Regions from separate parts of the Homo sapiens genome. Here regions 1 and 2 are each linked to region 3. Evidence: chromatin contacts called from ENCODE Hi-C or POLR2A ChIA-PET data. All regions are on one chromosome and are shown on one strand. The core of a region is the stretch at or near the end of the contact, and the rest is flanking DNA. Distances in the headings are between cores, read along the strand shown.

The links. A loop is a pair of places that touch in the nucleus more often than their neighbours do. ChIA-PET counts read pairs that join two places held with the same protein, here RNA polymerase II (POLR2A). Pooled maps may share reads with other maps.
Region 1: a loop to region 3 is called in a pooled map, with 2.3 times the contacts of the local background. The contact joins two enhancer-like sites. A Hi-C loop is called at or near these places in 4 of 50 pooled maps. POLR2A ChIA-PET finds 5 or more read pairs at or near these places in 3 of 52 experiments (HEK293T, OCI-LY7 and T-cell).
Region 2: a loop to region 3 is called in a pooled map, with 4 times the contacts of the local background. The contact joins two enhancer-like sites. A Hi-C loop is called at or near these places in 1 of 168 maps with a recorded cell type or tissue (naive thymus-derived CD4-positive, alpha-beta T cell) and 10 of 50 pooled maps. POLR2A ChIA-PET finds 5 or more read pairs at or near these places in 3 of 52 experiments (CD4-positive, alpha-beta T cell, CD4-positive, alpha-beta memory T cell and activated naive CD4-positive, alpha-beta T cell).

What each region holds. Positions count from the first base shown.
Region 1 is chr12:92,338,084-92,342,352 of GRCh38, forward strand. The region is part of intron 2 of LINC02391 (long intergenic non-protein coding RNA 2391); the gene reads right to left. Among named protein-coding and RNA genes, the nearest start is that of LINC02391, 24 kb to the right of the region's middle. Within about 2 kb of position 2,993, at least 2 of the 41 ENCODE cell types and tissues checked have a DNase peak (open chromatin) inside an H3K27ac peak, as active enhancers do.
Region 2 is chr12:92,032,741-92,036,698 of GRCh38, forward strand. The region is part of intron 1 of LINC01619 (long intergenic non-protein coding RNA 1619); the gene reads right to left. Among named protein-coding and RNA genes, the nearest start is that of LINC01619, 110 kb to the right of the region's middle. RefSeq lists enhancers at 2,233-2,527, 2,251-2,560. Within about 2 kb of position 2,276, at least 27 of the 41 ENCODE cell types and tissues checked have a DNase peak (open chromatin) inside an H3K27ac peak, as active enhancers do; they include CD4-positive, alpha-beta T cell, where a contact is called at or near this core.
Region 3 is chr12:92,206,942-92,211,484 of GRCh38, forward strand. No RefSeq gene overlaps it. Among named protein-coding and RNA genes, the nearest start is that of BTG1-DT, 63 kb to the left of the region's middle. RefSeq lists an enhancer at 2,103-2,192. Within about 2 kb of position 1,835, at least 12 of the 41 ENCODE cell types and tissues checked have a DNase peak (open chromatin) inside an H3K27ac peak, as active enhancers do; they include CD4-positive, alpha-beta T cell, where a contact is called at or near this core.

The DNA.
Region 1 (4,269 bases), core at 1,743-4,242, 130 kb after region 3:
AGAGATTCCATATTCAACATATAGTACACTGAAATCCAAATTGGATTTTGAAATGTAACATTTCAAAACCAGAAGCAAATAAAAACATATTATTCACAGAAGGATTTCTCAGAGGGCAATATGATAAAGAGGAGATGTCCTGGGTGGTTTTACTCCCAGTTCTAATATAAACTCTGTAAACTTGGGAAATTAACTAAATTTCAAGGAGCTCAATTCTGTCATCTGTAAAATGGGTATGATAATACTTTCCCTTCCTGATAACAAAAGTAGCGTTGAGATCAAGGGAGCAAATTGATGTGAAATATAATCCTTAGCCCACCCATTTTAGACCACGCTTTGCTAAATTTTGGTGTTCACCTAGCTTGGTCTATTCATATCAACACTGTTATTAAAATTGTCACTTGGGGGTTCAGTTATTTTAGGTGTCATTAACAGCAACTGAAGGAGGTTTTTAATGATATGAATGATTGAGAATGTATATACTATGGAATGAGAACAAGAAACAGTTCACCCTAAGTTAATTATGTAACAAATAAGTGTAGTTCTGGTGTTAGCATTCAATTTCTCCTCATTGGAGAGTTGGCCATTTCTCTGCCTTATGGGATCTGGAACCCTTCTCTTTCCATCTCCCAATTTTGCATATCTCTTAGTGCTTGTCCTCTGTGTTTCCTATAATTACCAGACTGGTTGGCATGGTTAGTTCCCTATATCTGGCCATTTGCTCTTTACAGATAATTTCTGGATTCCATGGAATTTGCATTGGCAAGTTCCACATTCCTGGTGTCCTTTGGGAAACTCTGGAATGCTGGTTCTTTCCTATCGGGAATGGAGTTTCTGCTGAATGTGCTTCCTGTTTTGCTTGGTTTTTATTTTTGTGATTATTATGTGTTAAAGGTTGTAGGGGATTCCCTTGGATGCAAATATCTACTGCCCCTGAGGCATTTTACTGTGAGGAACACTTAACCTGTCTCTCTATCCTTCCCTGTCCGGTACTCCATTTCTCTACACTGATTTGTGAGAACAGCGGGGGTTGGACAGGCCCATTTTGGGCAAGATAAGAAAAGCATTAACTTGTGTGACTTGACAATGGTTCCTCTGTTACACCAAATTTATGGAACCCAAGGTACTTCCTGGATCCCTTCTTCGTGACCATTATCATTATAACTGTCATTTATTAAGTATCTACTATGTTCCAAGTACTTCAAAGCTGTAATCTCATAGAATCCTCATAAAGATTCTGCTACGGGCAGGTCTTTGTTCTTAGAGCTCCCAAGATGGTGGCAGGCCACTCCCAAGATGGTGGCGGGCCACTCCCAAGATGGCAGCAAGCCTTTTGTTCTCTGACTTGGGGTTCTTGGCCTCACAGATTCCAAGGAATGGAACCTTGGGCCACACAGTGAGTGTTATTGCTCTATTAGAAGCCGTGGGTCATGGGAGAGAACCGTGGAACCCAGCAACTTGTGTTCAGCTCGATTAGGAGGAACCCAGGCACTTAGCCGCTCAGGAACAATGGCGAGCCTCTAGCCCGATTGGCAGCGGCAATGGGTGTCTCCCTGGATCAGAAGCACAGCAGACACCCTGCCAGATCCAGAGGCATGGAAGTCAGCAGTGGGTCTGCGATGGCAGCGGTCAACAGTGGTGGATAGTGAGCAAAAGCTCAGCTGGAGCTGGAACAAACATGGACCAGAAGCGTGTGCAGTTGCAAGATTTAATAGAGTGAAAACAGAGCTCCCATACAATGGGAGGGGACCTAAAGTGGGTTGCCACTGCTGGCTCGAATGCCTGGGTTTATATCCCGATCATTATCCCTCCCCTGTGCTCTCAGGCGATAGATGATTGACTATTTCTTTACCTCCTGCTTTTAGCCTAATTGATATTTTAGTGAGCTCTCTTTACTACCTGATTGGTCGGGTATGAGCTGAGTTATAAGCCCCGTCTTTAAAGGTGGATGGGGTCACCTTCCCCAGCTAGGCTTAGGAATTCTTAGTCAGCACAGGAAATCCAGCTAGTCCTGTCTCTCAATTCCATGAAGTTTCATATCTTACAGATGTGAAAATGCACACATAAAGAGATAACTTCCCTAAAGTGACAAAAGTAGGTGTGGTCAGGACCATGTTTTAATCCCAGTGTTATCTGCTTGGGCCAAAGCCCTTGATTTAATCACAGGCCTCCATCATGCCCATTGTCCACTACAACTGTAACCACTCAGGAATCAAATGCTTAACTATTTAATGTCTATTTTTATGGCAGTTTTTTTTTTAGCAAAGTTAAAGATTTTAATTAAAGTTCAATTAAATTTCCAAAAGCTACACTTGCCTTTGGTTACATCTTTTTAGCAATACAGTGGTGGAGTCTTCCACTTAATTCCTTAAAAAAAGTTAACATTGTGTGTTCTTAGCATCACAAGTTCTGAGTGACAAGCAGCATTAAAGGGCATTTATTTGATGTCTGAATTTCCTCTGCAACATCTAACAAGGCTCACCTCTGTTTGAACAAAGCATCTCATTCCCTCCTCGGAAAGTGGGGGCTGTAAGATTGAGTCTCTGGTTACTAGGCGAAAAATGTCAGTATTAGATTGGCAAGGTAGGTGTTGGCCCAGCCAAGTCACATGGAATCAGCATCTGGACATGTGACATACTTTAGTTACTAGGATTAGTGTTGAAAAATTTATTTTGTCTTTCCCTCATCTGTTGAGCGTGTTAGCCACTAAAATATAGGAATGTAAACTTCCAACAGAGTTTTCTATTCCACCCTTTGCATTCTTCCCCCAAGGGGAAAGAGTCTACCTTGGACTGGCAGGATTCCAAAAGACAGAGCTTTTCCAAAAGACATTATCGAGCCGTTATTGATGATTAGCAATGATAATAAGCTAATGTTTCTTTATACACTGTCAGGCACTGTGTTAAGCATTTTTAAGGCATTCTTTTATTTACTCCAATGAAAGTGAAATACCACCTACGGATGTGATGAGGACTAAATGAGATAAGACAGAGCACTTAAAACCACGCCTGTCTGGGCATACTGTAAGCCTCAGTGACTACAGCCATGATTGTAATCAGTGACTGTATTTCCTTACTCTTAAAGCAGAGACAGGAGCAAGCTGGTGGAATCGCCCTCAATATTAACTCACATTTTTTACCTGATACCATTTCCAATCTTCTGTGAAATCCTATCCAGACCCTGTACTGACTCCCCTGGCAATTTCAACAAGAAATATTCTACCTTTCACTGCCAATTTGTTTTGGTAGAGGCTGATCTGCAGTCTGAACATAAATGAAAGGGAATCCACCCGCAATAATAAAGAGTGAGCCTGGCCCATCATGATCAGAGACTGGCCCCTAACATGTTGACACAACGGCTGAACTATTTGAACACTGGAATGAACAAGTTGCAACAACTCCTGCAAGTCTCAGGAACTAATGTACGGACAACGACGCGCATTTCACTGACAGAGTCCTGATAATATATTGCAGGAAAACCCACGGGCCAGCCGATAACACTCAGCGTTAATTTGTTTACCCAAAAATTAGAGGAAGGAGAAGTTGGTGATTTGCAAAAAAAGAAGTTTTGGTAACAAGCGTAACGTTGGTGTGTAATTTTCCTAATTGAATTGCCAAATTTCTACCCACCACTGATCTTAATTTATAATAATGCTTCCATCTGTCTCACCTCCAGCATAGGAAATGGGAAGAGGGTGGTCTCTGCCTTAACATGGTAAGAAGAATATCTGCAGGTAGTAGGTAATCTTTAAATTACATGTGTGATACTGGGAATTGCATATAAGCAAATAAGGAAGCTCATTACTTTTCCAGATTTCAATTAACTGTATATTTGTAAAAATGCTTTCAGTTAGCAACATTTTGAATGGTAAAGGGATTGAAATTTACCTAAAAGAAAACCTTTTATAATGGTTTAGCAAATTTCAAGATTATCTAGGGCAGTCTGCATGGCCCTCAGATCATAGTGAATTAGTAATTTCTTGTGCAGAAATTGTCAAAAAACAGGAGGAAGTCAGGTGCCTATCTAGAAACATAAAAATTGGGAATAACACAAAAAGGAAACCTTGACTTCCTACTAGGTATATTAGGCATTTAATTTAAAACTTCATTTACTTTTTAAAAATTAACACAATACATGTTCACAATTCTAAAAACTCAAATACAACAAAACGTTTAATATAAACTTCTTACCCTCTCATTCCCAATTCCATTCCTTACTTTCAAACATTTCAGCAGTTTCTTCTATTTATTTCCATATTTGTATACTCTC
Region 2 (3,958 bases), core at 1,026-3,525, 170 kb before region 3:
AGGAAAATTGTTGCCCCACATGATTGAAAACTTCAACGGCAAGTTAGATTCAGGCACATATGGACCTGGGCACTGAAATGAAGCCCCAGGTCTTGATGCTCACCCGAATCTTTTTCCCCACCTTCTTCCATCTTGTGCCTTTGTTTTGCTGTTTTGCCTTCATTCTTCTGCAGCCTTTTTTCAGAACAATTCTACACTTATATTTTCCCACCTGAGAAACCTTGGCCCTATCAAAAGCTCGCTCTCTATACCTCATTTATTGGATCATATGCCCTTCCATCTCTGACCAATCACTGTGGCAGAGAGATAGAGAGGAAGAGAGAGAGGGAGAACTCAAACTGACCAAGCTTGAGTCGTGTGCTCAACCTGGAGCTGGAGGGTGATGCCAGCCACACTAAACCCACAGAATTGAAAAAGGGAGAAGGGAGTGACCCGAAGAAGATAAGGGGGGCCTGTTACTCAAGAAAGAGAGCATGAATGCCAAGCAGATATACTTGCAGTCCAAAACTTAACTTTTGTTTTCTTAAAGATAGTTGCCAAGAAACAGATGAAATGCAAACTTCACCTTCAAACTGAGAGAACAAGGTCTGCAAAGATGGAACAACTTCTCCCTTCTAAGGTGAAAGAAATAGGAATATTGGATTCATAACCCCTTAAGATGTTGACTTGCCATAGGTATCACCAAAGGACGTTCCAAGAATAGAAATGTTCTTGATGTCAAGCTAAAGTTTACATGTAGCTGGCCCTTTTTGGTCACCACATATGGTTTGGGCACGTATTTATTTTGATTCATTTTGACTCTTTTAAATATGTTTTATCTGTATTTTATGTTGAAAATATATCTATCTAACTGCTTTCTTTTTATATGGCCCTAACCATGTCTCACTCAGAAATAGTGTCCCTTCATTCTAATGTGACTTCTTCCTAGTGTTTCACCATGCGGTGAATGAAGAGGGGTGCTGGAAATGTCCCCAGATGTTCTAACATACTTGCCAAAGCTGATTACAGCATTTTTGTTTAATTAAAACAAACTTACATGACATATTTCTTTTCATAAAGGTAGTTTTTGTTTAATTGTAGAAAAGTTAGAAGATACAAATAAGGGAAAACAAGGAGAAGAAGGGAGAGAGGGAGACATGAATGAAGAAAGAGAAGAAGAAAGGAGGGAGGGAGGAAGGGAAAGAGAAAAGAAGACTTGCAGAGAAAACTTATCATCCCCAGAGAAGCCATCATTAGCATCTAAATGTTCAGCTTTTCAAAGCCCCCACCCCTTTTTTTTAACTATATATGGTGGGGTTATTTTTACAAAAATGTGATCATAGTCTTTTTTTTATTTTTATTTATTTATTTTTTTTGAGGCACGGGGCTGGCTCTGTTTCTCAGACTGGAGTGCAGTGGCTTCCTGCAGCCTTGAACTTCTGGGCTCAAGCAATCCTCCCACTTCAGCCTCCAGAGTATGTGGGACTACAGGTGCATGCTGCCACCACACCTAGTTCTTTTTTTTTAGTAGAGACAGAGTCTGCCCAGGCTGTTATCAAACTCCTGGGCTCAAGTGATCCTCTCGCCTTGGCCAACCAAAGTGCTGGGATTACAGGTATGAACCATTGCACCTGGCTGAATCATACTTTTATAACTTGCTTGTTCCACTACTCCATATATCTAAATTATTAAATATTATTTCTACTAAATTCTTAATACTAGGAGTTCTTAACCTTTGAGTGATAGACAGGTTCCTGTTTAAATCTCTTTATATTACATGAAAATGTTGAGCATATGGAGATTTTTCTAGGGAGATGGTTCACAGCTTTTATTGAGCTCCCCAAGGGTGCCCACAATCAAAAATTTTTAAGGCCACTGTTTTACACCCTCATTTTAAATGGTAAAAATAGATATATCTGGAAGAGATATAAACAGACACATATCATGATTTTTTTAACCAAATTCTTGTTACACATTTAATTCCATCCCACTTTTGAACTATTATAAACAATATGCAGTGAACTTAGCTTTTAAAACTTTAACTACATAACTATTTCCCGTGATACTGGCAGAAATGACATTGCTGGGAATTTTTTCAGTGTGAAGTAACACAGATTGACAAATTGTCACAGCACTTAACAAGTGACTTTTTACACCATAGAACCCACCTTGTTCAGATACTACAGCTAGAACTGTATCATGAGAGAGCCACCCTCCTGCACATACTGCAGGAAGGAGCAACATTTCCTGCATTTGTTTGGTTTTGTTACCGACTTGCCGCCCTGCCTGCCACTTTGAGGCACAGTTGCAGCGCCTCTGTTTACATTTTTGGAGGACACGTGGACAAGCCCAGGCAAAGCCGAACAGCACACGGTACATCAATCACACAAGGAACATCTGCTGATTCCCTTGGGGGAAACAGAATGATTCCGAGAGTTGGGGCACTGCCAACGGGAAATTCACACAGATGAAAGCAACAGAATTCATGCTTGCAGTTTCAAGGGGGTGGAGGAAGGAGGAGAAAGAGAGTGGGTAAGCAGCAAGGTGAAATACAGGGTTCCCCCCCGAGTCTCACTTGTTACATATGAAAAGGTTTAAATCAGTGTTTTAAAATATCGGAACTGGAAGTTGTGAAAGCAAAACTATTCTTTGGTTTCAGATGTATTTTCATCTAGAGACCTTATTAAGGAATTTGCTAGAATAGTTTTAGTGACCCAAAAATAAATATTGATTGGTTCTGTATGTATTTATAAAAGTATACCTGGTCTGGGGGATCTGAGGCTACTGGATCATAAGAGAGTACAATGAAACCAGAGTGTGCTAACCTGCACATCTTGAAGGACTAACATCTTCCAGGTTTGCTGTTGTTTACGTGCTGCCTGTGAAAAGCAGAGTTTTGAGTGTTTTCAGCACCAAAGTCCCCTCAAAGCAAAAGAACAAAACCATCAAGATGTTATTGGTAATTCATAATCTGAAGCTGAGCATATAAGAATTTGTCTTTTTTAATTGTGGATACATTGAATTTGGGCTCCCAAATGGTGTTCTTATGATTTCAGTTTTTCTCTCAGAGAAAATACTGTACCAACAAGCCCTGTCAGAAGTCACCTCCAAATGCATGGAATACCAGGAATGACCCCTCCCTTCCTTCAGATCTGATATTTCCTTGGCAAGCACTTTTTCTCAGACTATCTTGCCATCGAATTTCTATACCGCCTCAAGATGACACTTTGTCTAGCAAAAAGTGATGCAAAGCTCTTTTGCAAAAGCCCCTCAAATTAATACACCTTACATATTTTCACTAATAAAACTTTCCTTGGAAGCCCCATATGTGTAATTATGCTTTCACAGATGTAAACAACTAAAACACAAGAAGATTAAATGATCTCTCTGAGATGACCTAGCAAATCATCCACCAAATGCATGATGTCTGACAACTTATGACATACAAATGCTTACACTGACAACTCGCCCTCATCCTTGTTTCTGTGCAGAAAAATAAGGGAAATCGTTTACTGGCCCAGAAGACCTCACGATGGCAAATTCAATCAGATCCTCATTAACCAGATCAAAATGAGGCCTGACAGAGTCTTCATTAGATCTACAAAATCCTGTTCGTTTTAGCTCTGAGTCTCCTGACTTGTCCGTGTCATCATAAATTGGTTGTTTTGAAGTCAGAGAGGACAAAGTGCTTGCAGATGATGGTCACCCTGCCTGACCTATAAGGACAAGGTTCTGTTAGAAAAAATGAAACAGTGCAGCAGTGGCAAGGCCTGGCCAAAGAAATAGGTTTGCTAACCGGCAAGAAACAGAGAAAAGAAAAACCCAGTTATTTAAAAATACTGACCAAAATACTAACAACTACAAAGACATTGTCCCAGTCCCATCACGGAAACCAATGTAAACTTCTCTTGTGAAGCTGAATTACAGGTCACTTAAGTTCTATTACATACATTTTACATTCCCAGTCAGAAAAATGGCA
Region 3 (4,543 bases), core at 585-3,084:
ACTATGTAAATATCCTGTTCCTCATTAAAATTTTACCACTAGTTTTAGCATCCATTGATGATTTCTAACTTTGTGGCCGCTTCTCTATATAGTAGTTGACACTGTGCTGTCAGGAAGAGCTGTCCTTTCTCCCTCATTTACTTACTCAACCCTTTGTTCATGGTATTATACAGTGGTGGATTCTCTGAATGTTTGCATTGGTCAAGATGATCCTAATGGACACTAAAGTTTGGAACCACCATTTGAATGAAGAAAGTGATGTCCAAAGAGGTCAATTAACTTATTCAAGGTCATCTAATTAGTGGAGGACTAAACCCCTCTCTCCAAAATTCATGTCTGTATGTTCTTCATGCAGTAATCCCCAGATCTGAAGAGTGGGCACCTATTGATTATCTAAATGTGAATCACCTGAGAAACTTGTTAAAATGCAGCTTCCAGGTCTCATCTCCAGAGATTCTGATTCAATGCCTCCGGTATAAGGCCTTGAGATTTGTATAGAAAAGGGAAACAACTCATAAAGCACTTTTTATCTACTTACCTCAGTACTTTTTAGAAGGTAAATATAAATTGTGATGTTATATCTTTGTTTTTAAGATAGCATGTATAATAAGCACTATCAATTTAATAAGTTATTTTTATATTTATTTGTTTGTTTGTTTATTTATTTATTTTGAGACATTGTCCCACTTTTTCACCCAGGCTAGAATGCAGTGGCACAATCATGGCTCACTGTAGCCTCAACCTCCAGGCTCAAGCAATCCTCCTGCCTCAGCCTCCAGAGTAGCTGCAACTACAGGCACCCTCCACCACACCTGGCTAATTTCTGTATTTTTTGTAGAGATGGGGTTTTGCCATGTTTTCCAGGCAGGTCTTCAACCCTGAGATCAAGCACTCCCAAAATGCTGGGATTTTTATAGGCATGAGCCACCACACCCAGCTTTATTTACTTTTTAACTTTTGTGGAAGGCAATCAACACAGTTACTATCAGAAGATGAGTTCATGCACCTAAAAGGAGGGACAGCAAAGGCATTAAATGCAGCTTTCAGGGAAGTCCTTTGTAAATGCCCTGGAGTAGAAGTCGCGTACTTTAATGTGCATAAAAATTACATTGAGACCTTGTTAAATGCAGATTCTGATTCAGCAAGTCTGGAATGAGTAAGAGTCTGCATTTCTAACAAGTTCCTAGGATCCTACTGTTCTGAGCATGACACTTTGAAAAGCAATGCTTAGGCGGGGCGTGGTGGCTCACGCCTGTAATCCTAGCACTCTGGGAGACAGAGGCAGGCAGATCACGAGGTCAGGAGATGGAGACCATCCTGGCTAACATGGCGAAACCCCGTCTCTACTAAAAATACAAAAAAATAGCCGGGCGTGGTGGCGGGCGCCTGTAGTCCCAGCTACTCGGAAGGCTGAGACAGGAGAATGGGGTGAACCCGGGAGGCGGAGCTTGCAGTGAGCCGAGACCGTGCCACTGCACTCCAGCCTGGGCGACAGAGCAAGACTCCGTCTCAAAAAAAAAAAAAAAAAAAAAAAAGAAAAGAAAAGAAAAGCAATGCTTAGTCAACAGCAGGCATCTTCAGACCTGCTGCCCATTTTTGTAAAGTTTTATTGGAACACCTAGTCGTGTCCGTTTGTTTACATGTTCTCTGTGGCAAAGTTGAGTAGTTGCAACAAAGGCTATTTAGTCCACACATCTTAAATGTTTATTAACTGACCCTTTTGTAGAAAAAGTCTGAAGACCTCTGGTCTAGAGTGATTACTATCACAGAAATCTGCAATCAGAATGTGTTAAGTTTGCGTTTGGACTTTGCCACATTTGTCTTTGTGCCTTGTCAGTCAGCTTCTCTGAATCACAGTTTCCTGTCTGTGGGGAGAGGATAAGAATAGCACATGCTTTATAGAGCTGTTGAAGGATTAAGCAAAACAATACCAGTAAGGAGCTTAGCACACAAATATAAGTGTGCTTCAGATACTTGGGGACCGTGTATAAAGTTTATATCCCAGCCGGGTGCAGTGGTTTATGCCCATAATCTCAGCACTTTGGGAGGTTGAGGTGGGAGGATTACTTGAGCCCAGGAGTTCGAGGTCAGCCTGGGCAACAAGATTCTGTCTCTACAAAATATAAAAAATTAACTGGGTGTCGTTGTGTGCACCTGTAGTCCCAGCTACTCGAGAGGCTGAGGTTGGGGGATCGCTTGTGCCTGGGAGTTTAAGGGTGCAGTGGGCCATGATCGCACCACTCACTATGGCATGGGCATGGGTGACAGCAAGACACTGTCTCAATAAATAAGTAAATAATACAAAATGCAATAAAAGCTGCCTAGAATGCATTTTTTTTTAAAGTCTGCATTCCTAGGCTTCACTTGTGAAGATTCAATTCAGGAGGTCTGGGGTGGGGCCTGAGAATCTGTTTTTGAAACATGTTTTCCAGAAGTTTTTTTTTTGTTTTGTTTTTTTGAGACAGGGTCTCACTGTGTCACCCAGGCTCAAGTGCAGTGAAGTGATCTTGGCTCACTGCAACCTCTGCCTCCTGGGCTCAAGCGATCCTCCCACCTCAGCCTCCTGAGTAGCTGGGTCTACAGGTAGGAGCCACCATGCCTGGCTAATTTTTGTACTTTTTGTAGAGATGGGATTTTGCCATGTTAGCCAGGCTAGTCTTGAACTCCTGGCCTCAAGTGATCCACCCACCTTGGCCTCCCAAAGTGCTGGGATTACAGGTGTGAGCCACTGCACCCGGCCAGAAACATGCTTCCCAGAGGATTCAGATGCAAGTGATCCACAGGGCCAAGTATTGAGGGAAATGTTTAGCAACTTCTCTTGTTCACTTCATGTTCACGCCCCCATCCCATTCTGCTTCCTTCCTTCCACCCTCTCTTCACTATCTGTATCATCCTCAGGAAGGGCTGCTGGGCCTTGCTGCTCTGCATTTCTCTGGCTCCAGGTGCTCCACTCAACCAGCCCTATGCCTAAATTTGTTCTCCAGCTTGTCCGCAGGACTCCAGTTTTAGACTTTGATCCTAAATTAACAATACCTCTGAGTGGACATATTACTTACTTCATGCTCAGAACTGCTTTTGAATGATTAGGTTTTCTCTCCTTTGCAGATCTGTTATTGCCCTCCCTTGATCCCATTTTAAAACAGTGTTCTGCAAGTCAACCTGGCTATGGCCTAAACTCATATTTCGGATGGAGTCCGACCATCATTTAGATGGTAGAAACTAGAATAGACCACTGAGTGTGGGTAAATGGTTTTTACTGCTATTGTCAGAGGATAGTTGATGGAGCAACTGATATCTGGTGCACAGGTGCTCTGAGAAGGTTATTATGGTTTCTGAACATGTGGCTCTTTCCTTTGAAAGTACTGTGCCCTAGAAATAGTAAGTTCAAAGTTTTTTGAAAACCAGTGTGATTCATATCCCGCCTCACAATATATAGTCACTAATATAACAGACGACTTTGCAAAAGATTTCTCAACTGCCTACTTACTCCCCCATGTGCCTACACACACATATACAACAGCAACAAACCCTTACTAATTTGAGTGAATTTTATTTCTGAAGAAAGAAAGCTATAAATGAGCCTGAGCAACATAGCAAGACTCTATCTCTGCAAAAAATACAAAAATGAGCTCTCCGTAGTGGTGTGCACCTATAGTCCCAGCTACTCAGAAGGCTGAGGCAGGGGGATCACTTGAGCCCAGGAGTTCATGGGTGCAGGGTGCAGTGAGCTATGATTGTATCACTGTACTCCAGCCTAGGTGACAAAGCAAGATCCTGCCTCAAAGAAATAAAAAAAATAAAGCTACAAAATAAATATTGAAAGCCTGAATATCACCAGTTTAAACCCCAGGATTTCTTAAGAATATTTTTTTGACCTGTCAAGAATTCAGTGGTGTCTAGTAATTTTCATTTTGTACCAGTAATTAGCTTAGTAGTTAACAAAACCAGACTCTGAATCTTTTCGAGTAGCCTCAAATTGCCCTTTGACACCTCAATTACTGGAGGAATAAAAGGTGTCATTTCTGAAGACGTGAAGAGTATTAGAGTTCATTTCTGATCTAATTAAAAGTCACATTTTAATATCTTTTTTACAGTTCAAAATTTCTAGTCTAGCGCTACCTATGACCCTTGATTAACACTATTCTCAGAGTGTGATTTTTTCCTCAATATAAGCAAGAAATATCTAGCTTGATGAGAGTCTAAGATATTTTGCAAATGCTTTTAGTTTTTTTTCTATGTAAGGTAAAGGAAAAAGAAGAGTCATATTTATCTAATTTTCTTTCTTTTTTGGTAGAGACAGGGTCTTGCCATGTTGCCCAGGCTGATCTGGAACTCCTGAACCCAAGTGATCTGCTTGCCTCGGCCTCCCAAAGTGCTGGGAGTACAGGCGTGAGCCACTGCATCTGGTCCAATATTTGGCTTATTTTATATCTAGTCCTACATACTGACATTTCTTTAGTTTAAGAAATTGAAGCCCTGACTATACATACAAACTATTTTGATTGAAATTCACTTAAGCCGAAATAGTTGCATTTGGTTGATT